2 separate regions of the Homo sapiens genome follow, and region 2 is linked to region 1. A link is a loop called in an ENCODE intact Hi-C map of the cell type or tissue named here. Cell type or tissue: lower leg skin. All regions are shown on one strand. Links, peaks and the distances in the headings refer to the core of each region. The heading gives the core; the rest is flanking DNA.

Region 1 (16,862 bases), core at 5,802-13,801:
TTTTCATATATTTGTTGGCCATTGTATGTCTTCTTTTGAGAAATGTCTATTCAGGTCTTTTGTGCATTTTTTAATTAAATTATTTGCTGGGTTTTTTTTCTACTGAGTTTTTTGAGCTCCTTATAAACTCTGGTTTATTAATCCCTTGTCAGGTTGGTAGTTTGCAAATATTTTCTCCTATTCTATAGGTTGTGTCTTCCTTCGCTTGCTGATTGTTTCCTTTGCTGTGCAGAAGCTTCTTAGCTTGATGGAATAACATTTGTCTATTTCTTGCTTTGATTGATTGTGCTTGTGAGGTTTTACACAGAAAATTTTTGCCTAGACCAATGTCCTGGAGCATTTTCCCAATGCTTTCTTCTAGTAGTTTCACAGTTTCAGGTCTTAGATTTAAACCTTTAATCTATTTTTGTTTGTGGATGGTAAGAGATTTAGATCTAAGGTTCATTCTTTTGACTATAGTTAACCAAATTTCCCAGCACCATTTATTAAAGAGGTGGTCCTTCTTAGCACATTTGTTGAAGATGAATTTGCTATAAATGTGTGGATTCATAAATGAATTTTCTGTTCTACTCCATTGGTCTGTGTGTCTATTCTTGTGCCAGTACCATGCTGATTTGGTTACTATAGCTTTGTCATAAATTTTAAAGTTATACAGTGTGATGCCTCCAGATTTGTTCTTTTTTCTCAGAATTGCTTCAGCTAATTAGGGTCTTTTATGGTTCCACATAAATTGTAAGACTTTTAAAAATTTCTGTGAAGAATGTCATTGGTATTTTGATAGGGATTGCATTGAATCTATAAATTGTTTGGGGGTAGTATTGTCATTCTGATAGTATCAATTCTTCCAACTGATAATGAGTTTTTTTTTCATTTTTGTGTCCTTTTCAATTTTATTCATCAGTATTTCCAGTCAAGGGCTTATAGATATAACTCCCATCTCCCTGGGGCAGAGCACCTGGGGGAAGGGGCGGCTGTGGGCACAGCTTTGGCAGACTTGTTCTTGCCTGCTGGCTCTGAAGAGAGCAGTGGATCTCCCAGCACAGTGCCTCCTCAGATGGCAGTCTGACCCCTGTGCCTCCTGACTGGGAGAAAGCTCCCAGCAGGGGTCAACAGACACCTCCTACAGGAGAGCTCCAGCTTTCATCTGGTGGGTGCTCCTCTGGAACAAAGCTTCCAGAGGAAGAAACAGGCAGCAATCGTTGCTCTTCTGCAGCCTCTGCTGGTGATACCCAGGCAAACAGGGTCTGGAGTGGACCTCCAGCAAACTCCAACAGACCTGCAACAGAGGGGTCTGACTGTTAGAAGGAAAACTAACAAATAAAAAGGAATAGCATCAACATCAACAGAAAGAACTTCCACACCGAAACCCCATCCTAAGGTCACCAACACCGGAGATAGAGATCAAAGATAGATCAATCCATGAAGACGAGGAAAAACCAGAGCAAAAAGCTGAAAATTCAAAAAAGTAGAATGCCTCTTCTCCTCCAAAGGATCATAACTCCTCACCACCAAGGGAACAAAACTAGATGGCAAATGAGTTTGACGAATTGACAGAGGTAGGCTTCAGAAGATGGGTAATAACAAACTCCTCCGAGCTAAAGGAGCATGTTCTAACCCAATGAAAGGAAGCTAAGAACCCTGGAAAAAAGGTTAGGGGAATTGCTAACTCAAATAACCAGTTTAGAGAAGAACATAAATGACCTGATGGAGCTGAAAAACACAGCACGAGAACTTCATGATGCATACACAAGTATCAATAGCTGAATCGATCCAGCCGAAGAAAGAAATTCAATCAGAGATTGAAGATCAACTTAATGAAATAAAGCATGAAGACAAGATTAGAGAAAAAAGAATGAAAAGGAACAAATGAAGCCTCCAAGTAATATGGGACTATATGAAAACACCAAACCTACATTTGATTGGTGTAACTGAAAGTGACAGGGAGAATGGAACCAAGTTTGAAAACACTCTTATCCAGGGGAACTTCCCCAATCTAGCAAGACAGGCCAACATTCAAATTCAGGAAATACAGAGAACACCAGTAAGATACTCCTCGAGAAGAGCAACCCCAAGACACATAATTGTCAGATTCACCAAGGTTGAAATGAAGGAAAAAATGTTAAGCGCAGCCAGAGAGAAAGATTGGGTTACCCACAAAGGGAAGCCCATCAGACTAACAGTAGATCTGTCTGCAGAAACCCTACAAGATAGAAGAGAGTGGGGGCCAATATTCAACATTCTTAAAGAAAAGAATTTTCAACCCAGAATTTCATATCCAGTCAAACTAAGCTTCATAAATGAAGGAGAAATAAAATCCTTTACAGACAAGCAAATGCTGAGAGATTTTGTCACCCCCAGGCCTGCCTTATAAGAGCTCCTGAAGGAAGCACTAAGTACAGAAAGGAAAAACCGGTACCAGCCACAGCAAAAACATATCAAATTGTAAAGACCATTGACACTATGAAGAAAGTGCAAAATAATGGGCAAAATAACCAGCTAGCATCATAATGACAGGATCAAATTCACACATAACAATATTAACCTTAAATGTAAATAGGTCAAATGCCCCAGTTAAAAGACACAGACTGGCAAATTGGATAGTCAAGGCCCATTGGTGTGCTGTATTCAAGAGACCCATCTCACATGCAAAGACCACACATAGGCTCAAAATAAAGGGATGGAGGAAAATTTACCAAGCAAATGGAAAACAACAAAAAACAACAACAACAACAACAAAAAAAAACAAGGGTTGCAATCCTAGTCTCTGACAAAACAGACTTTAAATCAACAAAGATCAAAAAAGACAGAGAAGGGCATTACATAGTGGTAAAGGGGTCAATGCAACAAGAAGAGCTAACTATCCTAAATATATATGCACCCAATACAGGAGCACACAGATTCATAAAACAAGTTCTTAGAGAACTATAAAGAGACTTAGATTCCTACACAATAATGGTGGGAGACTTTAACACCCCACTGTCAATATTAGACAGACCAACGAGACAGAAAGTTAACAAAGATATTCAGGACTTGAACTCAGCTCTGGACCAAGGGGACCTAATAGACATCTACAGAACACTCCACTCCAAACTGACAGAATATACATTCTTCTCAGCACCACATCACACTTATTCCAAAATTGACCACATAATTGGAAGTAAAACACTCCTCACCAAATGCAAAAGAATGGAAATCATAGCAAACAGTCTCTCAGACCACAGTGCAATCAAATTAGAACTCAGGATTAAGAAACTCACTCAAAACCACACAACTATATGGAAACCGAACCACCTGCTCCTTAATGACAGTTGGGTAAATAATGAAATTAATGCAGAAATAAATAAGTTCTTTGAAAACAATGAGAACAATGACACAACATACCAGAATCTCTGGCACTAAAAGTCCACAGGAGAAAGTGGGAAAGATCTAAAATCAACACCCTAACATCATAATTAAAAGAACTAGAGAAGCAAGAGCAAACAGATTCAAAAGCTAGCAGAAGACAAGAAGTAACTCAGATCAGAGCAGAACTGAAGGAGCTAGAAACATGAAAAACCCTTAAAAAAATCAATGAATCCAGGATCTGGCTTTTTTAAAAGATTAACAAAATAGATAGACTGCTAGCCAGACTAATAAAGAAGAAAAGAGAGAACAATCAAATAGACACAATAAAAAATGATAAAGGGGATATCACCACTGATCCCACAGATATGCAAACTACCGTCAGAGAAAACTATAAACACCTCTATGCAAATAAACTAGAAAATCTAGAAGAAATGGATAAACTCCTGGACACATACACCCTCCCAAGACTAAACCAGGAAGAAGCCAAATCCCTGAATAGACCAACAACAAGTTCTGAAATTGAGGCAGTAATTAATAGCCTACCAACCAAAAAAAGCTCAGGACAAGACGGATTCACAGCCGAATTCTACCAGAAGTCAAAGGGGAGCTGGTTTCCTTCTGAAATTATTCCAAACAATAGAAAAAGAGGGACTCCTCCCTAACTCATTTTATGAGGCCAGCATCAACCTGATACAAAAACCTGGCAGAGACACGACAAAAAAGAAAATTTCAGGCCAATATTCCTGATGAACATCGACGCAAAAAACCTCAATAAAATATTTTTTAGTTTTCTTTGTATAGATCTTTTACTTATTTGGCTAAATTGATTTTTATATGTTTTATATTCTTTGTACCTATTGTAAATTTGATTTCTTTCTTGATTTCTTTTTTAGATTGTTTGCTGTTGGCATATAGCAATGCTACTTTTCTAATATTTCTGTGTTGGTTTTATATCCTGTAACTTTACTGAATTCATTTATCGGCTATAACAGTTTTCTTTCTTTCTTTTCTTTCTTTCTCTTTCTTTCTTTCTTTCTTTCTTTCTTTCTTTCTTTCTTTCTTTCTTTCTTTCTTTCTTTCTTTCCTTCTTTCTTTCTTTCCTTCCTTTTCTTTTCCCCTTCCTTCCTTCCTTCCTTTCTTCCTTTCTTTTTTTTTCCTTTTTTTCTCTTGACTAATTACTCCGACAGGACTTCTGGTACATGTTAAATAAAAGTGGTAAAAGTGGGCATTCTTGTCTTGTTCTAGATCTTAGACAAAAGGCTTTTAATTTTTCCCAGTTCAGTACAGTGTTAGTTGCTGGTTTGTCACATGTGGCCTTTATTAGTTTGAGATATATTCTTCTATATTTTGTTTTATAAGAGCTTTTATAAAAAAGTAATGTTGAATTTTTTCAAATCCTTTTTCTGCATCTATTGAGATAATCTTATGGTTTTTGTTCTTGACTCTATTAATTTGATATCACATTTATTGATTTTTGTATGTTGAACCATCCTTGCATCTCTAGGACAAATCCAATTTAATGATGGTGAATTATCTTTCTAATGTGTTGCTGAATTCTGTTTGTTATTATTTTGTGGAGAATTTTCACATCTATTTTCATCAGAGATATTGGCCTGTAGTTTTCTTTTTTGCTGTGTTCTTGTCTGGTTTTGGCATTGGGGTAATACTGGCCTTGTAGAATGAGTTTGAAAGTATTCTGTCCTCTTTAATTTTTTTGAAGAGTTTGAATAAAATTGATATTAGTTTTTCTTTAAGTATTTGGTAGAATTCAGCAATGAAGCCATCGGGTCCTGAGCTTTTCTTCGATGGGAGACTATTATGACTTCAATCTCATTACTCATTATTGGCTTATTTGATTTTCTATTTTTTCATGGTTCTGTATTGGTAGGTTGTACGTGTCCAGAAATTCGTCTGTTTTTTTATAGGTTTTCCAATTTGTTGATATGTGGTTGTACATAATAGTCTCTAACAATACTTGGTATTTTTTGGTCTCAATTGTTATGTCTCCTTTTTAATTTCTGATTTTACTCTTTTGGGTATTTTCTCTTTTTTTTAGTCTAGGTAAAGGTTTATCTTTTTTTGTTTATCTTTTCAGAAAGGTGTCCAGGCATGGTGGTTCATGCCTGTAATCCCAACACTTTGAGACGCTGAGGTGGAAGGATCACTAGAGCCCAGGAGTTTGAGACCAGCCTGGGCAACATATTGAGACCCCATCTCTAAAAGAAAAATAATAATAGTCAAGTGTGGTGGCTCATACCTCTGGTCCCAGCTACTTGGGAGGCCAAGGTGAGAGGCTCTCGAGCCCAGCAGATATAGGCGACAGTGAGCTGTGACTGGACCACTGCACTTTGTTGCCTGGTCATCAAAGCAAGACCTTGTTTCAGAAAGAAAACAAAAAGCAAAAAAAAAAAAAAAAAAAAAAAAAAAACCCAAAAAGATAACTTTTGATTTTGTTAATCTTCTGTATTTTTTTAGTATCAATTTCATTTATTTCTCCTTTGATCTTTATTGTTTCTTTTCTTCACTAATTTTGTGTTTGGTTTGTTCTTGCTTTTCTCGTATCTTTACATGCATTGTTAGTTTTTTATTTGAAGTCTCAAGTTTTTTGATGTAAGTATTTCTTTATATAAACTTCCTTCTTAATATAGCTTTTGCTGTATTCCATGGACTTTCGTATGTTGCATTTCCACTTTAATTTATTTCAAGAAATTTTAAAATTTTCTTCTTAATTTCTTCACTGGTCATTGAAGAGCTTATTGTTTAATTTCCATGTGTTTGTGAAGTTTTCAAGATTTCTCTTGTTATTGATTTCTAGTTTTATTCCATTGTGGTCATAAAATATGTTTGATATAATTTCTGCTTTTTTGAATTTGTTAAAACTTATTTTCTGGGCCGGGCACGGTGGCTCACGCCTGTAATCCCAGCACTTTGGGAGGCCAAGGCGGGTGGATCACGAGGTCAGGAGATCGAGACCATCCTAGCTAACACGGTGAAACCCCGTCTCTACTAAAAATACAAAAAATTAGCCGGGCGAGGTGGCGGGCGCCTGTAGTCCCAGCTACTCGGGAGGCTGAGGCAGGAGAATGGCGTGAACCCCAGGGGGCGGAGCCTGCAGTGAGCCGAGATCGCGCCACTGCACTCCAGCCTGGGCGACAGCGAGACTCCATCTCAAAAAAAAAAAAAAAAACAAAAAAACTTATTTTCTGGCCTAAGAAATGGTCTATTCTGGAGGATGTTCCAGGAACTGATGAAAAGAATTTGTATTCTGTAGCAGGTGGTGAAATGTTCTGTAAATGTCAGTTGGGCCTATTATTATGTCTAGTGTGTAGTTTTACTCTGATGTTTCTTTGTTGATTTTCTGTTTGGATAATCTGTTCACTACTGAAATTGGAGTGTTAATGTCCTCTACTGCTAATATATTGAAGTCTATTTCTCCCTTTAGATCTATTGTTGTCTGCTTTATGTACTCGGGAGCTCCAGTGTTGGGTGCCTAGATGTTTATAATTTTTATATCCTCTTGTGGAATTGACCATTTTTTCATTATATAGTGACCACCCTTTTCTCTTTTTACAGTATTTAAGTTAAAGTCTACTATATCTCATATAAGTGTAACTACTCCTGCCTTTTTTTTGTTTTAATTTGCATGGAATATCTTTTTACGTCTTCTCACTTTCAATCTATAGGTGAAATGAGTTTCTTGAAGGTCACATATAAAAGTGAAAGTCACTTCCTTTTTAATCCACTCAGCAACTCTATGTTTTATAATTGGAGAATTACATTTAATTCTCCAATTACATTTAATGTACATCTCGCTTATATTTAATGTTATTATTGATAGGTAAGGACTTATTACTGCCATGTTGTTACTTGTTTTCTAACTCCTCCCTTCCTTCTTTTCTTTTATACAGTATTCCTTTGTGCTTAAATGATTTTCCATGGCAGCATGTTTTCATTCATTGCTTTTTATTTTTAATATATCTATTACAGGTTTTTGCTTTATGGTTACCATGGGGCTTGCAAAAAACATCCCACAGTTACAGCAAATATTTAAGACTGATATCAACTTAACTTTGATCACCAAAAAGATAAAAGAAAGAAACAAAAAAATCTATACACATTAACTCCCTTCTTGCCCCCACATTTTGGTTTTTTGATGTACATCTTACATTTTTTATATTGCATATCTCTTATATGATTGTTAAAGTTATTATTCTTAACGGTTTTGTCTTTTAGTCTCTTACTAAGTATACACGTTGTTCAAATACAACAATTGTATTAGCATAGCAATCACATTAGCATCCTTTTCTTTTGGTTTAAAGAACTCTCTGAAGCATTTTTTTTTGTAGACAGTTCTGATACTGATAACTTTCCTCAGTTTTTGTTTGTTTGAGAAAGTGTTGCTCTTTCATTTCTTTTCTTTTATATTGCTTTTTTTTTTTTTGCGGTAGTGTCTCACTCTGTTGTCCAGGCTGGAGTGCAGTGGTGCGATCTTGGCTCACTGCAACCTCTGCCTCCCTAGTTCAAGCAATTCTCCTGACTCAGCCTCCTGAGTAGCTGGGACTACAGGCGCATGCCACCGTGCCTGGCTAATTTTTGTATTTTTATTAGAGACAGGGTTTCCCCATATTGGCCAGGCTGGTCTCGAACTCCTGACCTTGTGATCCGCCCACCTTGGCCTCCCAAAGTGCTGGGATTACAGCTGTGAGCCACCATGCTTGGCCTTCTCTTTCATTTCTTATTGATAACTTTGCTGGGTACAGGATTCTTGGTTGGCAACTTTTTTCTCTCAGCACTTTGACTATAAGGTCCCACTTTATCCTGTCCTGTATGATTTTTGCTGAGGAAGTTCCCTGCCAGACATGTTGCTTCTCCCTCATATGCTATTTGCTTCTTTTCTTTTACTGCTTTCAGGATTCTCTCTTTGTCTTTGACCTTTGAGAATTTGATTATAATATGTCTTGGGGTATTCTTATTTGAGTTGAATCTGGTTTGTGATCTTTGAACATCCTGTACCTGATATTTATATCTTTCTCCAAGTTTGGAAAGTTTTCTGTTATTATTTATTTCAATAAACTTTCTGCCTCTTTGTTTTCTCAGTTCCCTCCTTCACTCCAATAACCTGAATATTTGCTTTTTTGATTTGGTCTCAAAGCTCCTTTAAGTTTTGGTCATTGTTTTTTTCTTTTTTCTCTTCTATTTTCAAATAGTCTGTTTTCAAGCTCACTAATTCTTTCTTCTGTTTGACTAATTCTGCTGTTGATGCTCCCTATAGCATTTTTTATTTAATTTGTTGTAGTTTTCAGCTCTATAATTTCTGTTTGATTTTTTAAAATTATTTCAATTACTCTGTTAAATTTCTCTGATGAGTTACTGAGTCAATTCTCTGTTTTCCGGAAGTTTTTGGAGCTTTATTAAATTAGCTATTTTGAATTGTTTCTTTGAGAGATCACACATCTCCATCACTTTAGGTCAGTCTCTGGCACCTTATTTTATCTATTTGGTGAGGTCATACTTCCCAGAATGTTTTTTATCTTTATGGAAGTGTGATGATATCTGCACATTGATATACTGGGTATTCATTTTAGTCTTTGCAGTCTGGCTTTGTTTGTGCCTGTCCTTCAAAGGACCTTTCAGGGAGTCCACGCTGATGGGCTATTGTTATAAAATAGCTTTATCTTTCCTGGGGCCTCCAGGAGGAAAAAGTTTGGAGCAAATTTGAAGCACATATAGATTCCACTTGAATTCCTTAATCCTTCTAAAGGCCACACCCACATTTCTGGATTGTATTTTCCACCTTTCAATCTGGAAACAAGACATATGGGGCCCTATTATAAAATTAAAATATATATATATTTTCCTTTTTAAGAAGAAGTAAATTTTTCCTCAGTGAATTAGTTTGCTAGTTGAATTCATTTGCCTAATATTAAAAACTTCAAAGTAGATTGCATTTTTATATGCATTATACTTTCTGTTGTCTAAGCTATTGATACCAAATAGAAAAGCCATAAAATTTGAAATACACTTCATACTTCAATATTTGAATTATTTTTAAGGTTTTCAAAGCATTCTAGTGTTGTTTACATAAAGTCATGAACAATGGCTGATGTAAAATGAGTGATGTTGATAAATTGTATCAGTTGATGTTTATTGGTCATCAGTGAACTTATTAGCTTCTTAAGATTCATTTTTCTCAAAGCTAAAAAAAATTTAGTGTGATATCAAGTGATACAGGCTAACAATTTCAGTTATTCCTTTCTACCTCAGAGGAAATTATAAATAAAAGTAATTCTGTCCATTTTCCCAAAACTTAAGCACAGAGGGGGATTTTGTTTTATTTATCTTTTCAATGCTAGTTACTCAATGTACGTCAGTCAATTGAAGAATAGATGAGGAGTCTTTTGAGCAATGGGAAGAATGTCTTTTTTTGAGCCTATTGGTTGATGTTTTGCATCTATACATCTCCTGCCAGCTTAGTGCTGATGCTTCAGTAGCTTTCAAATAGTGAGTGCTGAAGTTAAGGAATAAAACTGAGATGCTACAGGTGGGGGGAAATGATTGATCCTGTGACAGAGGAGATATTTCAGAGACCACAACTTTTGTGCAGATCTACCTGTATGTACGTATGTATGTATGTATGTATGCATGTATCTATCTATCTATCTATCTATCTATCTATCTATCTATCTATCTTCATCATCATCATCATCATCTATCTTCTTTATCATTAATCATCTATCACCTACATATCTATGTGTTTATTTAATCAGACTACTTAGAAGCTCACTCTCCATTAAATAGAATTATTTTTTAAAAACTTGTTGGTTGTGATGTATATTTAATGAAGAAATAGTATATATGTTGATAAACAGAGACACAAATTACTGCAGAGACACCAATATTTCTACTAACATTGACATCTCAGGAAAGCAAACCTCTAAAAACAGACTTGATAAAGTTTCTGTACTTTGAGCAATTTTAAACACAGTGAATAAGAATTTGTTTTGCAAGTAACATTAAAATCCTGACAGAAGGGAAAAGTCATTTTGATGCAAATTGCATACAAAATGATCACTGAGGGAAGAAATAAAGGATCAATGAACAATGCAAAACCAAGACAATGAAAGAAGAGAACCTGCATTGTGTTTATTGGGAAGGGTTAGAGGTTCATAATAGAACAATCTTGAATATCATTTACACATGCTTAAGCCAGTTGTTTAGTAAACTGCATAACGTTCTCCTTCCATAAAATCGTTTGGTCCTTTTGAATTCTAGTATCATCCTTGTAACTAGAAGGCAATGTAGTGTGACAACGTAGAGCACAGATTTCAGAGTTGGTCAAATATGGGTTTGGATTTTGCTTTACTTTGCATATGATAAACTATTGGTTGAACTATTTAAACTACCTGAGCCTCAGTCTCATCTTTAAATAGGTATTATAATACTGAACTCTTGGAATCTTTTGTGAGTCTATGAGTCATGGACTATATTCACAGCACTTATGTATATAAAAACTCAATATAGTACATGACTCATAGTGTGTGCTCAACTTTGGTAGATTTGGGGCTTGGCTTTATCCATTCAGAGAAAAATGACCAGATTGTGTGGAGTAAAATTCATGATAGACTAATTTATAGAAAGAACTATTCTTTTTCTTTTCTTTTCTTTTCTTTTTTTTTTGATGGAGTTTTGCTCTTGCTGCCCAGGCTGGAATGCAGTGGCAAGATCTTGACTCATTACAACCTCTGCCTCCTGGGTTCAAGCAGTTCTCCTGCCTCAGCCTCCAGAGTAGCTGGGATTACAGGCTCCCACCACCACGCCCGGCTAATTTTTGTATTATTATAGAGACGGGGTTTCACTGTATTGGCCAGGCTGGTCTTGAACTCCTGACCTCAGGTGATCTGCCCAACTCTGCCTCCCAAAGTTCGGGGATTACAGACGTGAGCCACTGTGCCCAGCCAAAAGAACTATCCTTTTCAAGTATAATTGAGAATTTTTTCCCAATGAACAGAGGAGTTGTGTTGGCAACTCTGGACACCCTCTTCTCAGTCAAGCGTCTTGGAAAAAATAGAAAGTCTTGGGAATATTGCTTGAATAACAGAATGGCTCTGTTTATATGTTTATTTCCCTTTGAAATCTTATTTTTTAATTTCTAATATCAATTTCAGCTATATTAAATATATGAGATGAAGACATTTTGTTATCATTAATTATCTCAGGTAAGAACCAGGATATATTTTGTTCTTTAAATTTTTTTTAGCTTCATATTTTTTCTAACTTTTATTTCAGGTTCAGGGGTACATGCACAGGTCTGCTATATAGGTAAATTGCATGTCTTAGGGATTTGGAATACAGATTATTTTGTCACTTAGGTGATAAGCATAGTACCCAACAGGTTCTTTTTCAATCCTCAGCCTCCTCCCAACCTCCAACCTCAAGTGGGCCCTGGTGTCTGTTTTTCCCTTCTTTGTGTCCATATGTACTCAAAATTTAGCCCCCACTTATAAGTGAGAACAGGTGGTATTTGGTTTTCTCTTCCTGTGTTTGTTTACCCAGGATAATGACCTCCAGCTCCATCCATGTTGCTACAAACGACATGATCTCATTCTTTTTTATGGGTGCATAGTATTCCATTATTATATGTACCACATTTTTATTTTTATCCAGTCTACTGTTGATGGGCATTTAGGTTGATTCCATGTCTTTGTTATTGTGTATAGTGCTGCAGTGAACATACATGTGCATGTGTCTTTCTGGTGGAATGATTTATATTCCTTTGGGTATATACCCAGTAATGGGACTGCTTGTTCAAATGGTAATTCTGTTCTAAGTTATTTGAGAAATTACCAAACTGCTTTCCACAATGGCTGAACTAATTTACATTTCCACCAGCAGTGTATAAGCATTTTCTTTTTTCCACAACCTCACCAGCATCTGTTATTTTTTGATTTTTTATTAATAGCCATTCTGCCTAGGGTGAGGTGGTATCTCATGGTGGTTTTGATTTGCATTTCTTTAATGATTAGTGATGTCTAACACTTTTATATGTTCATTGGCCATGTGTAGGTCTTCTTTTTAAAATAACTGAGATATTTTTCTATCTTAGTTCAGGGTTTCCTTTATTTCTTATTTTTGGATGTTATTATTTATTGTTTATTTTCTGTATATGAACTTCTAGAAATGTAATCATCTTTATTATTGTCATAAATGTTATCTCCTTTTTAAAAGCAATTGAATTTCCTACAACTTACAACTGGCATGTATGGATATAATTAATTTTTATTAGTTTATCAACACTTTTCAACACTTTAACCTTTTTGTTTGACTTTTTTGGACTTTCTAGTTATATAATTATATAGTGATAACAGTCTACATATTATGGATGTACCATAATTTATTTAACCAATTTTCCGCTGATATAATTTATACAGAACCAACTTTTTCTTTATTATCAACAATCTTGGGTAGAATTAAAGGGCTAAAGGGATGCACATTTAAGAATATTGTTGCTGATTGCCAAAAAAGACTTAGTAATTACTCTTCCACCTGCAGAGTGAGTAACTGTCTGTTTCCCAAAACTTTTGTCAACATAGCACTATAAGAAATCAAAGTTTGAATAGATAATAATAAATACTGTTCATTATCAACCAGAAATAACCACTTTCAACAGTTTGATGAGTATCTAAATTTATATTTATAGCCACATCTATATATTTATTCAAATCCCTTTTAATTTTTTTTACAAGAATGGATCAATTTATAGAAACTATTCCAGAACACACCTGTAATAAATTATGTGATGCAAAGCCATTGATATAGTTTTGCTCTCAAACTCAAGTCTCATCTTGAATTGTAATCCCCATAATTCCCATGTGTCAAGGGAGGGACCTGTTGGGAGGTGATTGGATTATGCGGGCAGTTTCTCCCATGCTGTTCTCGTGATAGTGAGTGAGTTCTCACAAGATTTGATGGTTTTGTAAGGCAGTCTTCCCAGCTCTTGCTAACTCGCTGTTTCCTGCTGCCGTGTGAAGGTCTTTGCTTTTCTTACATCTTCTTCCATGACTGTAAGTTTCCTGAGGCCTTCCCAGCCATGTGGAGCTGTGAATCAAGTAAACCTCTTTTTTAAATAAATTACCCAGTCTTGGGTATGTCTTCATAGCAGTGTGAAAATGGACTAATGTATTAAGTTGGTACTGGGAGTGGGGCACTGCTATAAAAATACCCAAAAATGTGGAAGCAACTTTGGAATTGGGTAATGGGCAGAGATTGGAACAGTTTGGAGGACTCAGAAGGAGACAAGAAGATGTGGGAAAGTTTGGAATTTTCTAGAGACTTGTTGAATGATTTTGACAAAAATGCTGTTAGTGATGTGGACAATGAAGTCCAGGCTGAGGTGGTCTTAGATGCAGATGAGGAACTTATTGGGTATTGGAGTAAAAGTCACTCTTTCTCTGCTTTAGCAAAATGGCTAGTGGCATTTTGCCCCTGCCCTACAGATCTTGGGAACTTTAAACTTGAGAGAGATGATTTAGGGTATGTGCTGGAAGAAATTTCTAAGCAGAAAACTGTTCAAGAGGTGATAGAGCATAAAAGTTTGGAGAATTTGCCTTCTGACCATGTGACAAACAAGACAAACTTATTTTCTGGGGAGAAATTCAAGTCAGAGGCAGAAATTTGCACAAGTAATGAGGATCCAAATGTTAATTGCCAAGACAAAGGGGAAAATGTCTCCAGGGCTGTCAGAGGTCTTCAGAGAAGCCCCTCTCATCACAGTCTGGTAGGCCTATGAGGAAAAGATGGTTTCACAGGACAGGCCCGGGGCCTTGCTGATTTGTGCAGTCTCAGAAGTTGGTGTCCTGCATCCCAGCTATGGCTAAAGGGGCCAACATACAGCTAAGAGCATTGCTTCAAAGGGTGCAAGCCCCAACCCTTAGTGGCTTCCATGTGGTCTTGGGCCTGCAGGTGCACAGAAGTTAAGAATTGAGGTTTGGGAACCTCTCCCTAGATGTCAGAGGATGTATGGAAACTCCTGGATGTCCAGGCAGAAGTCTGCTGCAGGGATGAAGTACCCATGGAGAAGCTCTGCTAGTGCAGTGCAGAAGGGAAATGTGGGGTTGGAGCCCCCACACAGAATCCCTACTGGGGTACTGCCTAGTGGGGCTGTGAGAAGAAGCCCAGCATCCTCTAGACCCCAGAATGGTAGGTCCACTCACAGCTTGCATCGTGCACCTGGAAAAGCTGCAGACACTCAATGACAGTCATGAAAGCAGCTGGGATGGGGGCTGTACCCTGCAAAGCCACAAAGGCAGAGCTGCCCAAGGCCATGCAAGCCCACTCTTTGCATCAGTGTGCCCTGGATGTGAGACGTGGAGTCAAAGGAGATTATGTTGGAGCTTTAAGATGTAATGACTGCCCCACTGAATTTTGGACCTGCATGGGGCCTGTAGCCTCTTTGTTTTGGCCAATTTCTCCCATTTAAAATGGAAGCATTTATCCAATGCCTGTATCCCCATTGTATCTTGGAAGTAACTGACTTGCTTTTAATTTCACAGGCTCCTAGTTGGAAGGGACTTGCCTTGTCTCAGATGAGACTTTGGACTTGGCTTTTTGTATTAAGGCTGGAATGAGTTAAGACTTTAAGGGACTGTTGGGAAGTCATGATTGTATTTTGAAATGTGAAAACATGGGATTTGGAAGAGGTCGAGGCAGAATGATATGGTTTCACTCTGTGTCCCCACCCAAATCTGATCTTGATAAAATTAAAATAATCTTTTTAATATACGTTAGTGACAAAACCTAAGCTTCTCATGTGGCTTTCTATTTGGTAAACCATGAGTGAGAATAGGCTCTGATGTAAAGATATACTAAAAGGGTAAGTGTGAGAAAGACAGTGGAAACTGGTACTTTTTCCAATGGTCTTTTATTTTCAAAGGCTCCACTAAAATTACTTTTTTTAGATTTCTGGGCTATGGGTTTTTAGTTGTGAATTCAAAGATAAAAGTCAAGTAGAGCACTGCATGAGAATAATTCATTTTACAGGGCAATCAATCAGAATTTGCACATTTGTTATATCCGAGATGTACAGTTAGGACTCACCCCTTCTTCCACTCACATACTCTGATTTGCACAGGGCTAAGTGTTACAAAGACATGGAAAATCTTGAACTTTGTTCTTTCTTGGGTTCAGAATCTAGAAAATGGATAAACAATGATAAGAGATGACAGGTCCCTTAGAGAAAGTTCACTATAAGGCACAAAGGGGCTTGGCAAGGTAATTCCAAATCAGCAGCAGGGTTAGAAAGGAGGAGAGCCTCCATATACAGCCTGGTGGTTGGTACCCAAAACCGGTTTACATATTTTCACCATAGAGAAAAAAACAGCAGAATGTATCACATAGAAGACAGAGACATTTGCCTCCTCCCTCTTCAAGGGACCTTAAAATTTTAATGCCAATATGAACATGAACTGGCAGAGATCAGCATCTCAGTACGGGCAGGACATCATGCCCTGCACTCAAAGGCCAGGATAAGGGTAACAGAGGCCAGTGGGAGCAGTGTGGATTGATCATCACATTTTTTGAGGCCAGCAGCTGTGGCTTAGCTGGCTTTGCTGGTCGTAATGGAGGACAAAAGTGCCTTCTGGTGAAACTCAGCTTCCATAGTGATGGAACCTAAGGGTAGCAGAGTTTATGGTGACCCTGTAGTGTATCTCCAGAAATGGTGATTGTTTGAATGCATGTAAGACATTCCCTAGGGACTCCAAGAAATATTGATTAGAGGAAGATGTGGTGCTTTGAAAGGGACTTGGTGTTCCTACATGAACCAAGTGAAGGCCTAGAATTGGCAACATTCAGAGATTAATGTTAATATAATCTCAGTTGTCCCTAGGACTTGAGGTGTTCAGAGATATTTGGAAACATCAGGATTTCAGAATGGAGGTGAAGTCACTGAAAATTGTTGGTACATTTTCATTTTTGTCATATTAAAAATTCAACACACTGTGGAAAGAGTTTTTGATGGTGATAGCTAGGAAAACATTAAGCCAGATATTTTACACAAGTAAATACTAAACAGCAATAAAAACAAATGAACTATAGCAACACGCAACAATATGGATGAATCTTAGAAATACAACATGAAGAGAAAGTACTAAAAAAAATTATCTACAACAATATGGTCTTTAACTTATAGTTAAAACTAATATAAAAACATATTTAAGGAAAACATGTAGATACATTAATATGATAGAAATAGGAGAGCATGGGAATAATGAACATGAGATTTAGAATGGTTTTTTATCAGATGGAGTGAGGTAGAGGAAGAGAATGGGAGAAGCCACATAGATATAGTAGGTTATTGTCTCGGGGTTAATGGGTGCTTATAAGAATAAAACTGACTGACTAGAAATCTATCATGTATGGCAAATGATGAGACTATGTCATGAAGCAAAAATTACAATTAATGTGATTCTTCACACATAAGGTCTTTGCAGTGGGGATACAAGTCACATATTAAACTAGCA
Region 2 (15,892 bases), core at 4,070-12,069, 73 kb before region 1:
ATTGCATTTCTCCTAGACTCTCACCTGGGATCTTGTTGTTACAGAGACCTCTCTAAGATGAGTTCTTGTATGTGAAGGGTACCAGAAGATGCCATCTCCAGATTTGTCTCTTTGGCATATGGATTATTTTGAGCTAAAGGCTATTGAGAATCACCAGAAATAGGAAAAGTCTAAAAGCAAGGCACAAGTTTTCCTTTATAAGTAAAAAAGGAAGTTTTCCCTTATAAAGGAAATTTCCTTTTGTAAATATGTCTCCTTCTCCCATACCAGGAAGAGGAAGACTCTTGACAACTTTCATCAATAGAGAAGGCATTGACTTAAATATGCATAAAAACCCTTGTTTACCATGTTTTTCCTAGTCCACCCACCAGAGCTTGCCTCCCCAACCCAGAAGCCCAAAACTCCTTTCCCTTTGTTTAATCCAAGATGGTATACAGGTTGAGTACACTTTATTCAAAACACTTTGGAACAGAAGGGTTTTAGAGTTTGAGTTTTTTTTCAGAGTTTGGAACATACGCATAAACCAAAAATCTGAAATATGAAATGCTCCAATGAGCATTTCTTTTGATCATCATGTCAGTGCTTAAAAACTTTCAGATTTTGGATTTCAGATATTTGGATGAGGGATATTCAACCTGTGTAAATCTCAATCATCTGGCTGCCTCCTTGAGCCATTTTTTTTCTTTGTAAATTCCCCTGTGTATGTACATAATTAAAACCTTTTTTCACTTGTTAGTCTGTCTTTTTTTTTTTTTTTTTTAGACAGAGTCTCACTCTGTCACCCAGGCTGGAGTACAGTGGCATGATCTCGGCTCACTGCAACCTCTGCCTCCCAGATTCAAGCGATTCTCCTGCCTCAGCCTCCTGAACAGCTGGGACTACAGGCAAGTGCCACCACACCCAGCTAATTTTTTGTATTTTTAGTAGAGACAGGGTTTCATCTTCTTAGCCAGGATGGTCTCTATCTCCTGACCTCGTGATCCACCTGCTTCAGCCTCCCAAAGTGCTGGAATTGCAGGCGTGAGCCACCATGCCCCGTCTAATCTATCTTTTATCAGGTTAATTTATGGGCCCCAGAAAATTAACCTGTAGGAATCAAGAGAACCTTTTTCCTTGCCCTCTTAAGGTTTGCTGAAAAGTCAACTGATGAAAAGCAGATTCATAGGAGAAATGGCCTACAAATTTATTAACATGTACAAGGAAGAATTACAGAGTGGTTCCCCAAATATACCAATAAGGCCCAGATACTTACACAGCCATTTTTAGAGGGGAGTGGGGAGAGGGGGAATGTAGGTAACTCTTTTGAAGGGCAATAAATAATGACTATGGTGAATTAATGGATAAATGGTTCTATTTGGAAGATGAATGCGCCTGAAGGATAGATATTTTGTTGTGATAGGGTCTGTTCAGGTGTGGTTACACCCGTCAGTCTTCTTTCCTAAAGTAGAGAGAAGGGAAGAACAACTGTTCTTACTGGTGGGTTGGTTTGGTCTTTAGGTGGATAGGGAAAAGTTTCTTCTGTTGATCTTTAAAGGCCTTTAATTCAAAATACTAGTTATACCAGGTGGCCATATTTTGGGGTGAAATATTTTGGTTTTCTTTAAACCTAACATAGATAGAGGGAAATTTTTTCCCTCCCATACATGTAGCATGAGCATGTGGTGGGACAGGGGTTGTAGATGGAGTGAATATAGAAATTGGGAGGTCAATTAGACAGTTATGGAAAGGGATTTAAGTTATATTTTTACTGACAATAAATATATATGGGAGAGGTAAGCAGGCTCTGTTTGTCATAAGAAATATATCCAGATAGTTGCAGACAATAAGAGTGTGGGGAGGTAGGTGCTCCTAACTTCCCAGACCTCAAAGGCACTCTCTTGTGACAGTAAAATACTAACCCTACATGAAAGTAGGCCCTAAAATCTTTGAAGCATTTGTGGATAGAAACTGAAGAATTCAAGGATAATGCAAATTAAAAATAAGAGGCTTAATTCTCCCTGCCAAAAGTAAGTGACTTCTCTTCCTCTTTCAGAATTTCTTTCTCTGTCCTTTTCAAATGCATGTAAATGTTTACACTGGTTAAATAACCAAAACAGCATGGTACTGGTACCAAAATAGATATATAGACCAATGGAATGGAACAGAGGTCTCAGACCTAACACCACACATCTACAACCATCTGATCTTCAGCAAACCTGACAAAAACATGAAATGGGGAAACGATTCCCTATTTAATAAATGGTGCTGGGAAAACTGGCTAGCCATATGTAGAAAGCTGAAACTGGATCCCTTCCTTACACCTTATACAAAAATTAACTCAAGATGGATTAAAGACTTAAATGGAAGACCTAAAAACCATAAAAACTCTAGAAGAAAACCTAGGCAATACCATTCAGGACATAGGCATGGGCAAAGACTTCATGACTAAAACACCAAAAGCAATGTCAACAAAAGCCAAAATAGACAAATGGGATCTAATTAAACTAAAGAGCTTCTGCACAGCAAAAGAAATTATCATCAGAGCAAACAGGCAACCTACAGAATGGGAGAAAAATTTTGCAATCTACCCATCTGACAAAGGCTAATATCCAGAATCTACAAAGAACTTAAATTTACAAGAAAAAAAAACCCATCAAAAAGTGGGCAAAGGATATGAACAGACACGTCTCAAAAGAAGACATTTATGTAGCCAACAGACACATGAAAAAATGCTCATCATCACTGGCCATCAGAGAAATGCAAATCAAAACCACAATGAGATACCATCTCATGCCAGTTAGAATGGCGATCATTAAAAAGTCAGGAAACAACAGATGCTGGTGAGGATGTGAAGAAATGGAAAGGCTTTTACACTGTTGGTGGGAGTGTAAATTAGTTCAACCATTGTGGAAGACAGTATGACAATTCCTCAAGGATCTAGAACTAGAAATACCATTTGACCAAGCCATCCCATTACTGGGTATATACCCAAAGGATTATAAATCATGCTACTATAAAGACACATGTACACATATGTTTATTGTGGCACTGTTCACGATAGCAAAGATTTAGAACCAACCAAAATGTCCATCAATGATAGACTGGATTAAGAAAATGTGGCACATATACACCATGGAATACTATGCAGCCATAAAAAATGATGAGTTCATGTCCTTTGTAGGGACATGGATGAAGCTGGAAACCATCATTCTCGGCAACCTATCACAAGGACAGAAAACCAAACACCGCATGTTCTCACTTGTAGGTGGGAATTGAACAATGAGAACACATGGACACAGGGCAGGGAGCATCACACACTGGGACCTGTCAGGGGTTGGAGGGCTGGGGGACAGATAGCATTAGGAGAAATACCTAATGTAAATGACAAGTTGATGGGTGCAGCAAACCAACATGGCACATGTATGCATAGGTAACAAACCTGCATGTTGTGCACATGTATCTTAGAACTTATAGTATAATAATAATAAAAAAATAAGACTATTGCCTGGCTCACAACCCAGGGAAGTCCTGGGAACCACCTTTTTGAATACAAACATCTAGAGAGATAGTTCCTCCGTCTCTCTCAGTTCCTGTGGGAGAGTAAGGACCTAACTTTGGTGGGCTCAGCTTTCTCCAATGTGCTAAACTACCTGCTGTTGTAAAGACAGAAGTTTGTTTCCCTTCAGTTACTTAAGACAGGTTGTCTCGCCAGTTACCAGGATAAAGTTAAGATGAACTAGTAGAAGAAAAGTTGCTGTCAGGCCCTCTTACTTGAGGCCTAGTTATTGTTTATCTTGAAAACATGTATGCATGGGCTGTATCTAATTGGCTGTATGAGGGGGTGGAATTCCTTTCTGACTTTGCAGCTTCTTAGTGGGTTGTCTGTGATGCTCATCATATTCTGGCTTATTGTTGTTCAATAATACCTACTTTCTCTACTACCGTTGTAGAGAAGATTTCTGAGCTGGGAGGAGATTTTGTTTTTAATTATATATCTTCTAAGAAGAAACTGTTTCCGAGGCTCTTTTTAATCTGAATGTTTATTTTCTGAGTTTTGTAGTTCTGACTTTGTGCCGGCTAACAACAAAAGTAACTACAACACAAATTATTCACTATTAGAAACATTCACTCAAACGTCCTTACCAATATAATACTACTATCTAGCCTTCTCCAAGATAAGTGCTTTGGTAGGCTAATCTTTCAATGGGTGTACAAATGAAAATTGATTGCTATTTTAGATTCTGTTGAAGATGCAGTAATTTATAAACTCGGTAAAAGTTATGTGGAACCACTGCTCTGATGAGTCATAAAATCACTAAAGAGTATGGCAGAGCAAGACCTATTAACGATTATGAAGGAGAAATCTATAATAGGGAAAACACTTGTTTGGCTCTCAAAAGTCAGTCCCAATGCTCTTCTCTCTAACCTTCTGCCCACTAATGTGTTTGAAAAAATGAAGTATTAACTTTCCCACCTACATGATCCAGGTCTGAATAAAGGGATGTCAGAGAAATAATGCTAGGGATGGACTAGGGAATAGGGATTCTGGGAAAATCTTCTTCCTTTATTTGAAAGAAGAGATGCACACTGGGTGCTCTTTGACAGCTTCACTTCCCTTCTCCACCTGTCTCCCTACTTCTCCCCATTTTCTGCCTTGAACAAAGTCATGATGCCTGGAGCTGTGGCAGCTACCACATTTTGAAAAGTCAATATTAGATTCATGCTTTGCCCTACAAATTGCCTGTGGTAATGTAACTTCTGTGAAGTAGAAAATAAAACAAATTGTTTTCATTTGTATTAATTTTCAAAAATAAAATCTCAATTTTGGGGATTGCTATTTACTATGAAATTTTTAATAGAATAAATTATTTTCTCCTTGGAACCTTTTTTACTCAGATGAGGACTGTCTACATTTAAAGATTTTCAGGCAATTACTTTTTTAAAGCTTAAAACTTTAAACATTCTTGCCTTTGCCCAGAAGAACTTCCCAAATAGATCTTTTAGTTACATCTAAATGTGAAGAAAATGCCCTTCCTCTGTTTGAGGGGAAAAAGAAAATTGTAAAATAACCCAACTGCATGTTTTACATGAAGAAGCTAAATGTTCTGTTTGGTAAGGTGAAACATCTCTGTGTCTCTGCAGAATTTATTTTATTTTATTTTTCAGATAGAGTCTTACTCTTGCCCAGGCTGGACTGCAGTGGCCTGATCTCAGCTCATTGCAACCTCCACCTCCTGGGTTCAAGTGATTCTCCTGCCCCAGCCTCCTGAGTAACTGGGATTACAGGCATGTGCCACCACAACCGGCTAATTTTTTGTATTTTCAGTAGAGATGAGGTTTCACCATGTTGTCCAGGCTGGTCTTGAGCTCCTGACGTCAAGTGATCCACCCACCTCAGCCTCCCGAAGTGCTGGGATTACAGGCATGAGCCACTGTGCCCAGCCTCTGCAGACACTTTTTAAAAAGAAAATTCTGTCTTTAAAGGTTTGGACAGAATACTCTATGTCATCAGTGGGAATGGGGCTGTGTTTCTGCTGAAGAGAATAGAAAACCCTACCAGCTATATTCCTGGGAAGCACCTGGATGCAGGGCCATTGGGACTTAGGCAATAGGTCTTCTACTGGAGGGAAGGAGAGTTGATTTCCTTTGATGTATGCAACTAGACTCTTCTTTGCTCTGAGGAAGCTGCCCCTGCTATGTGCAGGTGGCCCTATGGCCAGGAAGGGACATAACTTTTCATGGCCTTCGTGTGTTTGAGACTGAGTTGATGGGCTCTGAGGTTAACCACATCCCTAGCTGCAGTTAATTCAAGGCACTTTTTGTATTTCATTTCCCCATTCTAGAACCATTAGCAAAGTCTGCCAAGTTATAATCTTGTCTCAGGAAGGGTGTGTGGGAAATAGTCTGTGTCCAAGGCACCGAGGAGGGGAAGAACAGCAGAGTTAGGAGCTGCAAGAGACAGTGCACCTCAAGGGGGCCAAGGCCCTTGCTGGCTCCAGCAGCTCCTAGGGTGCTCTATAGGAATGGCCAAAACACCTGTGAGGCAGCTGCCTATAGAGGATGGGACTTTTTGCTGACCAGTAGGATAGATGGAGACTCAGAGTCATCATAATTTGAGCTATTAACAGAGAAGTGTGTCTCCATGGGATGCAGAAGTTGGGGATAAATTTGTTACACATGGTTAGTGGAAAAGCTGCTGGAGCCCCAGCCTCCCCCTCTGAAGTATTGGCTTATTTCTACCCTTTTCCTCTTGGGATGCTATGCATTCCATCAGGCTTGGCTAGAATCCCACATCAGGCGGGGTGACAGCTCCTCTTCCTGTGGACGCTGTGACACATATCCCAGGCCCTGCCATGTTTAGCCAGCACAATGGCAGTTTTGGTTTAAGAGAGTCACCCCCAAATAGCCTGGTTCTTAGGGTCAGAGTCACCACACGAGCTGATGTCTCTACATCCCTGCAGCACTCAGGAAAAGGATGAAATGGACAACAGGGACTCTTGTAAGTATTTGAGATAAAATATAGTTATTAGGGTATCTAGAGACATAAAGGAGCAAAGAAAATAAGGACTTACCAGATTGTCCACAGACTGGAGCTGAAAGAGAGTAAAGAGCCAGCCATCAGCGTAGGCGAAGAGTCCCGAACTATTCACCCTGAGAGCCCATACACTCATATGCTACTTCCAACCAAGAGGAAGAGAAACACGTTCCATTCCATCCATCCCAGGGAAGCGGGGAAACACAGTGGCCAGACGCTCAGGCTGTGGACTCAGACAGTCTGGTTTGAATTTTAGCTGTATGACCCAGGGCAAACCACATGAACTTTCAAGTCTCAGTTTTCTCATTTGAAAAATGAGGCTCATGAAAGCGACCTCATAGTAATACTGTAATGAGTTAGATCAGTAAGGTTTCAATTAATGGCTGCTGTCATTAATTTTTTAGTATGGGGCTGCTGCTGATTCCTCTTCTCTTGACTCAGAACACTTATTATCATAGCTAATTTGGAACTCAAAATGAGACAGACAGTAGAGGGTAGTAGTTAAAAGCCTAGTTTCCAAAGTTAGATTATGGGTTCGAATCCTGACTCTGCCACTGTACTAGCTGCATAAACCTCAGGGACAAGACCAACATCTTTGTGCCTTCATTTCCTCATTTGTAAATGGGAGTTATAAAAGTTCCACCTGATCAAATGTTAGAGAATTGGATACATTTATACATGGGGTGCCCTTAGAAAAGTGGGATGTAGCCAGGGCTTAGCACAAATTAACTGACATCCTCACACATTATCCTGTAACTATTTGTGTAATATTTTTCTCATATTGTCGAGTCAGATGTTCTTGCATGTGTACGTTGAGGTTCTATTGAGAATGTCACCTCTTGAGGGCAGAATCTGTGTCCTTCAGGTCTCTGCATCCTCTGTGGTGCCCAGCAGTGTGGCATGCCAAGTATACCCATCCACTCACTCCTTAGTTCCTATCATGTGCCAATCACACTAATAGGTCTTCCCTTAGTTGGGGTCTGGGGATCAGGTGGGAACTAGACAAATACGCTTAATAAATATTTAATGAACAAAAGACTGACTGTTCTTTAATTCCCTAGTTTGAGCAACTAGGAAATCCGTGCCTCATTTGGACAAACACTGACAAGTGGTACAAAAGCAGGAAGAAAAAAATCAAAGGGAAATCATCTTATCTCTTCTCTTCTCATGCTCTTTGCAAACATCAGAACAGGTTTGAACTTAGAATACAGAGAAGGAAATAACTATTCTCAGCAGGTGATCCTTTCTACCTGAGTTCACAATCAGGACTTTATCCTTCACAAATAACTCAGTCCATCTTTTCCTCTGGGTCCTCATGCTCTGTGACGTAGGGACTGAACCTAGCCATAGGTTTCTTTTTGCATAAACAAAATAAGTCCATTTGGGGGTAAAATGATTTTCCATAGGCAATTCATAGCAAAAATAGATGAGAAATACATCTTTGGAAATCAATTATTATCATTTTCCCCTTCTACCAGTAAATCATTATCTTTCCTTTTTGTTCATTTTCTGCTGTTCTAAAATGGGAGTAAAAATCCATGATTGCAGCAGCAGAAAAGAGGGCTTTTGCTCATGGTGAGGCTCAGCTTTGCAGCAAGCAAAGGTCTCCTCCCCATCACTTACCAAAGGCCAGCAAGGACGCCCACAGCAGCATGGAAGCCTGCTCCAGGATTGGAGAAGGAGTTCTGAGGAGACAAGCCAGGTCAGCCCAGATTGCCAAAGCAGCACTTGCCTACACCAGCACCAGCAGTGAGCTCAGTAAGCTTCTTCTCTGCATAAAGCTGATTGAGATAATGAAGTGAAAGGGGGAAGTAGAGGAATCTTTCTGAAAACACCAAACAGCAATGTGGACCAGTGTGAGAGAATCCAGACCACAAAAATCAAAATTTAATAGAATTAAGTACTGCTGTGACATCCTGGGGTGAATCACTTCTCAAGGCTAAAGCTACTCTAGTTTCAGAACTCTCTAGGCTCTGTCTTTCAAGGAAATCACAACCTATTCTCTCTGCTACTAGAGATGAGGTGAGATTGCAGGCCTATTGAAATCCACATAATCTAAGGATGTCCCTGAATATCCCCAGAGATGAAGAATTTCTCATTCAACACAGAAAAGGCCTCCTCTGACCGCTGATACCTCTACTGGAACACCTCCAGCAGGCCGTCTGTAGACCTGATGAAACATCTCAATCACAAGACAACTCTCACCTTGTCTGATATATATGAAAATATCCTGACTCATCAGTCCAGGGGGAAACCACAACTTTTGATCTGAGTAGAAGGCAAGCTGAGGAGTAAATTATAGCCCCATCATGCTCTTCCTAGATAATAGGCCATAACATTTTTACTTAATGTCCTAGAATCCAAAATTTGCTACAGGAATGTCTTGGCAAATATATATTGATTGAAATACATATGCCTGGTATCTGGTGGCAGAGAGAAGAAGTTGTGATTTCCTTGAAAGACAAGAGGCTAGAGAGTTCTGAAAATATGATGGCTTTAGCCTTGAGAAGCGATTCACGTCAGGAAGTCAGAGTGGGTATTTAAATAATTCTATTAAATTTTGATTTTTGCCATTTGGATTCTTTCACACTGGGCAACATGCTGTTTGGTGTTTTGAGAAACACCTAATGCTCTCCCTACCCATAACAAACCTGCACACTCTGCTCATGTATCCCAGAACTTAAAAAAAAAATTAAGAAAAAAATGGAAAAATCCGTAGTGACGTTTTTTGGTACGTATAATATTTTGGTATGTATAACTCTTTAAAACTTTTTTATGCTATTATCTTGTGTATATGTATGTGTATATATATATATATATATATATATATATATATATATATATATAAAATGTTAATGGCAAAAAAAAAGAAACACCATGGTGCTTCAGGTATGGTGCCAGGTGCTGGAAGTACAGTGTTAATCAAGACTTGGAAAGCTTTCATTCTGGTGGAGAAGACAGCAAGTCAACAGGAAATTACATAGAAGTGAATTGTATGTAATTTCTGAGAGTCCACTAAGAGGGAAATCTGACCCAGTTCTGGGGATGCATAAGAGGCTTCCCTGAGGAAGTAACATCCAAGCTGAAAGAATATCATTCTAGGACTGAGAGATGAGCATGCACTAAGATGGAAGGCAGTTATCGTGACCATCACCATCACATCAAGATATCTGTGAATAGATAATAGACATAGGATGGATTAAGAGTGGTCTGTATTTTTCTAATATAATGTTTTTCTATATATCTGTAATAATTTATTTTCTAACTAGGGTTTGTATTGAACATCAACTATATTTTAGACAATGTCCATGGCCTTAGAAGAATAAAAAGGTGAATAAAGTGCATCTCTCTTAAAGACTTTAAAAAAGTCAATGTGGTAAGGGCCAGAGTAGACATAGACACAAGGAACCATAAAGACATAGAGCTGTCAAGGCGGCACATGGGTCCTTTGTCTCCTTGCCGTGTGACCGTGCTGTCATCTTTCAGCTGCCTTCATTTGTCCCAGGAGGAGCAAGGGTATAAAATGGCAGTCAAGAACCTGATCTGCAGAATCCCACACATCTGGATGAAATCTTGACTTCACCTCTTGCTAGTTGGGTGACTCTGGTCAAGTACTTAGCCTCTTTCACACTGGTAAAAAGGAGATAAAAATAATGTCCAGCTGAAGTGGATGTTGTTATTGATGTTTGTATGAATACATTAATGACATAGAACTCTCAGCTTAGTCCCTATGCTGAGAACTATTCTGTAATACTAGAAGTAACAAGTATAATGAACTAAAAAGCACTTTATAATTGACATAATATCCTACCAACATTTTTGTATTCCTTATAACACTGGAAAATAGTATTTAGCATGAGTTTAGAACTCCAATATTTATTGACTGACTAAGGATTGAGGGAAGTTGAAATCATATTGCCTGTTTTCTTGTTTCTACCATAAGTTTTGCTGAATGAATAGATTTCAATTAGCAAAATAAAATTTCACATTTATGATGTTATACAAGATGTCCAAACACAAAAATCATATTTATTTACAACTACTGTGTAAATGTTTAAGTTTACGTCAGTCAAGTACTATTTTTGTTGTGGTATTTAAGTCACTGACAGAAATATTTTAGTTATTGGTGCCAGAAGTGTGGTTAGTACTTTGAAACATCAGCCAGGAAGTACATATACCATGATTTATTAAGCAATTGCTTGACTAACCAGGAACTTTTAGATTTTATATTAACAAAGGACAAAAATAATTGTTTTCAATGAGAATGTAAGAAACTGAAATTTTTAAACTTTTCTAATTTTTTTTTGAAAAACATTTAAACCTTTACAGTTTAAAAAATAAATTTTCATTTTGGGGTAATTCTAGATTTATATAAAATAGTAAGGATAATACAAAGAGTTCCCATATAGGAAGCCCTCACCTGTTTCAATTTCCCCTACCGTTATCATTTCACATCATGGGGGTGCATTTATCAAAACTAAGAAACCAAGATTGCTACATTACTATTAATTACAGGCTTTATCCAGCTTTTTTCAGTTTTTCCATTGATACCTTTTTCCTCTTCTAGTATCCCTTCTAAGATACTACATTACATTTAGTTATCTTTGCTCCGTCTCTACATTACTATTAATTACAGGCTTTATCCAGCTTTTTTCAGTTTTTCCATTGATACCTTTTTCCTCTTCTAGTATCCCTTCTAAGATACTACATTACATTTAGTTATCTTTGCTCCGTCTCTACATTACTATTAATTACAGGCTTTATCCAGCTTGTTTCAGTTTTCCATTGACACCTTTTTCCTCTTCTAGTATCCCCTCTAAGATACTACATTACATTTAGCTATCTTTGCTCACAGACGTCTCTTCTCCATCTGTGAGTTTCTCAGTGTTTCCTTGTTTTTCATGACCTTGACAGTTTTGAGGAGTACTGGCTAGGTAGTTTGCGGCGTCTTTCAATCTGGGTTTGTCTGACGTTTTGGTCATAATTAAACTGGGGTTATGAGTTTTCACAAAGAATACTACAGCGGTAGAGTGTCCTTCTCATCACATTGGGGGTATGGAATCTCAACATGACTTATCACTGGTAATGTAAATTGTGATCACTTGGTTAAGGTAGTGTTTGCCAGGTTTCTTCGATGTAAAATTACTGTTTGTCTTTTTCTATATTCTTTCGTTTGGGAGCAAGTCCAGCCCACAGTCAGGGTGAGAGGTGAGGTAGGGGGATTTGTCTCCTTGTTCTTATTTACTTATTCATGTATTCATCCATTCAATCATTTATTTATATCACTATAGATTTGTATATTTACTTTAAACTTTGGTAACAATATAATGCTTTATATATTTTGTTGCTCAAATTGATCCAGCTTTGGTGATTGGGAGCTCTTTCAGGTCAGCTTCTTCTTTGTGCCTTTGAGAAACTCTCATCATTTTCCTTGTTGGAACATTTCTGTACTGTCTGGCACTACGAGATGCTCCTGGCTCATCTTACATTTTCCTGCCCCAACTCTAGAATCAGCCACTTCTTCAAGGAGCCCCAATTCCTTTCAGTAGAGACTGATATTTAGAAACCAAGATCTGAGTGCTGAGTATGGTCTTTACTACTACGGGAGAATCATACATTTTTAACTATGTGACAGGGAGTCTGTGGTCTTGTCAGTGCTTTATGGGTGGGAAAAATACTGGAAAGATAAATTTGTTGTTCTTGCTATTAAAAGACTCTTCTCCCAAATCAGTGGCTGTATACGTAATGATTTCTATAGCCATTTGTTAGTAATGGAGGAACAGCCGCTTGGAGTAATCAACTTTGAACTTCAAAGAAAAGGCAGTGAAGAAGCTCAATTACATTTATTTGTAGGCTGGTGCCATCTAGAAGCCGCATTTTATTTTCCATGACTACAGATAATAATATTTCTAGCCTTCAGTGGTAAAATATAATCTCCTTTTGTTTTAGAGACGTTTCCGAGATGATTTCTTGTTCTAAGTCGAGACTCTTCTATCTTCATGAACATACAGATCTTTTTGCTCAAAAACTTGTCCAAAGTGAGAACAGAATCGCAGGTTGTTAGTGCCCTCTATTCCAGATTCACAGATCCACAGTTATGTAGTAGAGGGTGTGAAATGGACACCAGATTTGAACTCTAAGGCCTGGCTATGGTTTTGCTTCATCACTTACAAGCTATGTAGCTGAAGGCAAATCCATTTTGTTACTTGGAGACGTTAACAAGAAAACTTTCATTTCCCCAATATTTTTATTTCAAAAAATTTTAAACCTTTCAAAAAAATGGCAAGAATAGTACAATAAATACTTACCTGCTCTTCACTGAGAGTTATCAGTTATTAACATTTAGCTATATTTGGTCAGTTTTTCCTGAGGGTTGGCCAAGGCAGTGCTGCTTGAGGGATGTGTCAGAAGCTTGGATGTGCGGGCTGGCTCGTTCCAATGTATTGTACTATGGGATGGAGCTGCGAGCAGGAATAAAAGTAGGAAGCTGTAAGCTTGAAACAGGAGACCAGAGCCTGCTTTCCTTGTCATACCTTGTTCTAGTATAAAATTCCCATTATCTTAAAATGTTATATTTGAACCCAGACTTCTAGGTCATTATGAAGGTATATTTGTCAAAGTAGGAGAATAAAACACATCTTATTAGCTTATTAGATTAATTTATAACTTTTTTTTTTTTGAGACAGAGTCTAGCTCTGTCGCCCAGGCTGGAGCTCAGTGGCGCAACCTCCGCTCACTGTAAGCTCCGCCTCCCGGGTTCCCGCCATTCTCCTGCCTCAGCCTCCCGAGTAGTGGGGACTACAGGCGCCCGCCACTACGTCCAGCTAATTTTTTATATTTTTAGTAGAGACGGGGTTTCACCTGTGTTAGCCAGGATGATCTCGATCTCCTGACCTCGTGATCCGCCCGCCTCGGCCTCCCAAAGTGCTGGAATTACAGGCCTAAGCCACTGCGCCCGGCTGATTTATAACTTTTAAATCCTCAGATCTATACTAGGAAGACCTCAACTTGCACTGTTGCCGGGGCCTCTGCAAAAGTTAGGGAGGGACAGAACACTTACCTAGAAGGGGAAGGGAGATACTTATTTTCCATTAATTCACTTAATGTAGAAACTGATTTTCTACTACATTCATTTCTATTAGCCAAAACTGAGTTAATTTCTTGAAAAAGAATCACCAAAATAAAAGTTTTAAAATCATAACTTTTAGATTTCAAGATTTCTCAAACCAGGCAATTTATTAGACTGTATATTGAAGAATTTAAAAATTAGGTGTTAAAGTAAAATCATGCATCCACTGGTAAACAACATTAAGCTAAGCATTTTATGGCTTCCAAATTTTATCTGTAACTACTCATTTTTAGCTGGAACTGCACATCACAAAAACATTCAACAGAGAAGTTTGCTTTAGAGAGGTGTATTTAAAAAATTAAACTGGACGATGAGCTCCATTTCATGGGAGTGGAGGAAGTTTACGTTTTACTGATTAACCCTGGTTTGATTACTTTTTGTAGATTGGTGCCCCTGGCACCAGTTTTAATCTGATTCAGCCTATTTCAGGGGGGTGCAAATTCAAAACCTATGAGAGCCAGGTAGGCAATGTAGAATGAAGAAAGTAATGTGTGAGAAAAACTAACTGCCAAAATTTAATAAAATTTGATTATTTTTGCTGAGCTATTGGATATGTATGTAACTTAATACAAACATTTATTGGAGGTTATATTTTAAATCCACATTTGAAAAATACAAATTGGAATGCAGACACAATTAATTTTTAATTTTTCCTTTATTATTTATTATTTCTGAACTGGGGACTAAAAAGTTTACATCTCTTCTTTTGCACCAAGAAATCAGTGGCAAAACTTACATTTCACAGTGTGTGTGCAATACAGGATTCAGTTTTGTATCCTTTAAATGGTTGCAATATTTAGTTTTATTGTTTTATAAAGGCAAATTGCTGTTTGCAAATGTAGGCACTCTGCCCATGGATAGAAACTTTGCACAATAGTTTTATATTTAGGATAGCTTCTTCTGAGATATTTGTAGATTTCTGGCATTCCTACATTGCCATATTGTTTTTCAGTATTGTTTTCCCTACTTCTATAATTATTGCTCTTTGTAACTCTTCAGCCCCGCTATCAATATTAATTGAAAAAAGCCAATTCAACCATGCTGGTTTATTTTTAGATTTTTACTTTCTGAATTCACTTTTCAATTCAGCAATTTAGGATATGTAATTCAATCCTTTTATTTCTGGAAACTGATTTCAGTGAATAGGATTATCATTTTCGGTAACTATTCATAAATGTTTATCTGAGAAAGATTCAAAGTGTTTAAATGGGTTGTATTGTTCAATAAAAAGGCCAAGTATTTGATCTAATCTTTGGTAAGGAGCCAAGACCAATGTTGTTCATTGGGTGAAATGAAGGAGTTTTTTTTTTTCAATTCACCATTCCACAAGCAAGCCACCTAGAATTCATGTATAGCTGATCACCATACTTTGCATCTAATTCATCAAGCAAAGTGCTAACCCGTCTGTGCTTCTAACCTCAGGAATATATCTAACTCATGGTTTTAATTACTGATTTTGAGATATGCTCTGTTTTTAACTCATTAGTGCAGAGTGATTCTGGTGGATAATATAATAAGATTTAAGTTATCTGTCATTACAAAACATTACCATCTTGAATTTAAATTTCATAACAAGTTCAATGTTAGCACCAATCACAATAGGGTCACCTCTCTATCCTGTTTACTAATTTGTCCAGACTACATTCAACTCTTCAGGACCCATGGTAGATTATAAAAATGGCCACAAATTCTTCCCTTCCCTGAATCCACGTATTTGCAATGTGACTTTGTAGCTATTTACATGGAGAGGTGGAATTTGTTTCTCTAGCTCTTGAATATGTTTTGGCTTGTATCTTTGTGACATGATAAGCAATATGTCTTGGTCTCTGTCAATGGTAATCAACTTTGATGAGTAAAATCAATATCACTTGTTGTCATCATTCTTGTCTTGAGAACATTAGCAGGGCTGAAGTGGTGAGGAGACTCCTCCAATCCTCAATCCCTGGTCCCTTACCCACATGTCTTCTCCCCCTTGAGTCTAGTCCTGAAACATCAACCCAAAGGAAATAATTATCATTGCAGTACACTGGCTACAGCTGGGCAACTAGATGCTATCTAGGGCTGAGTGGACCACTATGACAGCAAGAAAAATAAAACATGATATTTTGACTGAGACATAAATGAGAATGGGAGATAAACTGAGAAGAAAGAGGGTTGAGAGAGAGGATCTCAGAAAATCAGTAGTCAAGAAAAATAAAGGTCCTCTATGAATAATGGGATAATGTAATTTGTGTAGGGCTTTTCAGCAT

The links. Peaks named below come from ENCODE experiments on the same cell type or tissue, not always from the same donor. Only the 100,000 strongest peaks of a DNase experiment are listed, where the experiment ranks them.
Region 2: it touches region 1 in a loop (15-fold over the local background); 3 of 110 quality-filtered maps call a loop at or near these places.

What each region holds. Positions count from the first base shown.
Region 1 is chr1:157,661,238-157,678,099 of GRCh38, forward strand. FCRL3 (Fc receptor like 3) reads right to left here. Exons shown (of 15, transcript NM_052939.4): 15 at 15,244-16,862. Among named protein-coding and RNA genes, the nearest start is that of FCRL3-AS1, 26 kb to the right of the region's middle. In lower leg skin, for the core only: no CTCF peak of the experiment used is centred there; no DNase peak of the experiment used is centred there.
Region 2 is chr1:157,589,777-157,605,668 of GRCh38, forward strand. FCRL4 (Fc receptor like 4) reads right to left here and starts at 8,309. Exons shown (of 12, transcript NM_031282.3): 1 at 8,138-8,309; 2 at 6,552-6,572. The coding sequence starts at 8,168. In lower leg skin, for the core only: no CTCF peak of the experiment used is centred there; no DNase peak of the experiment used is centred there.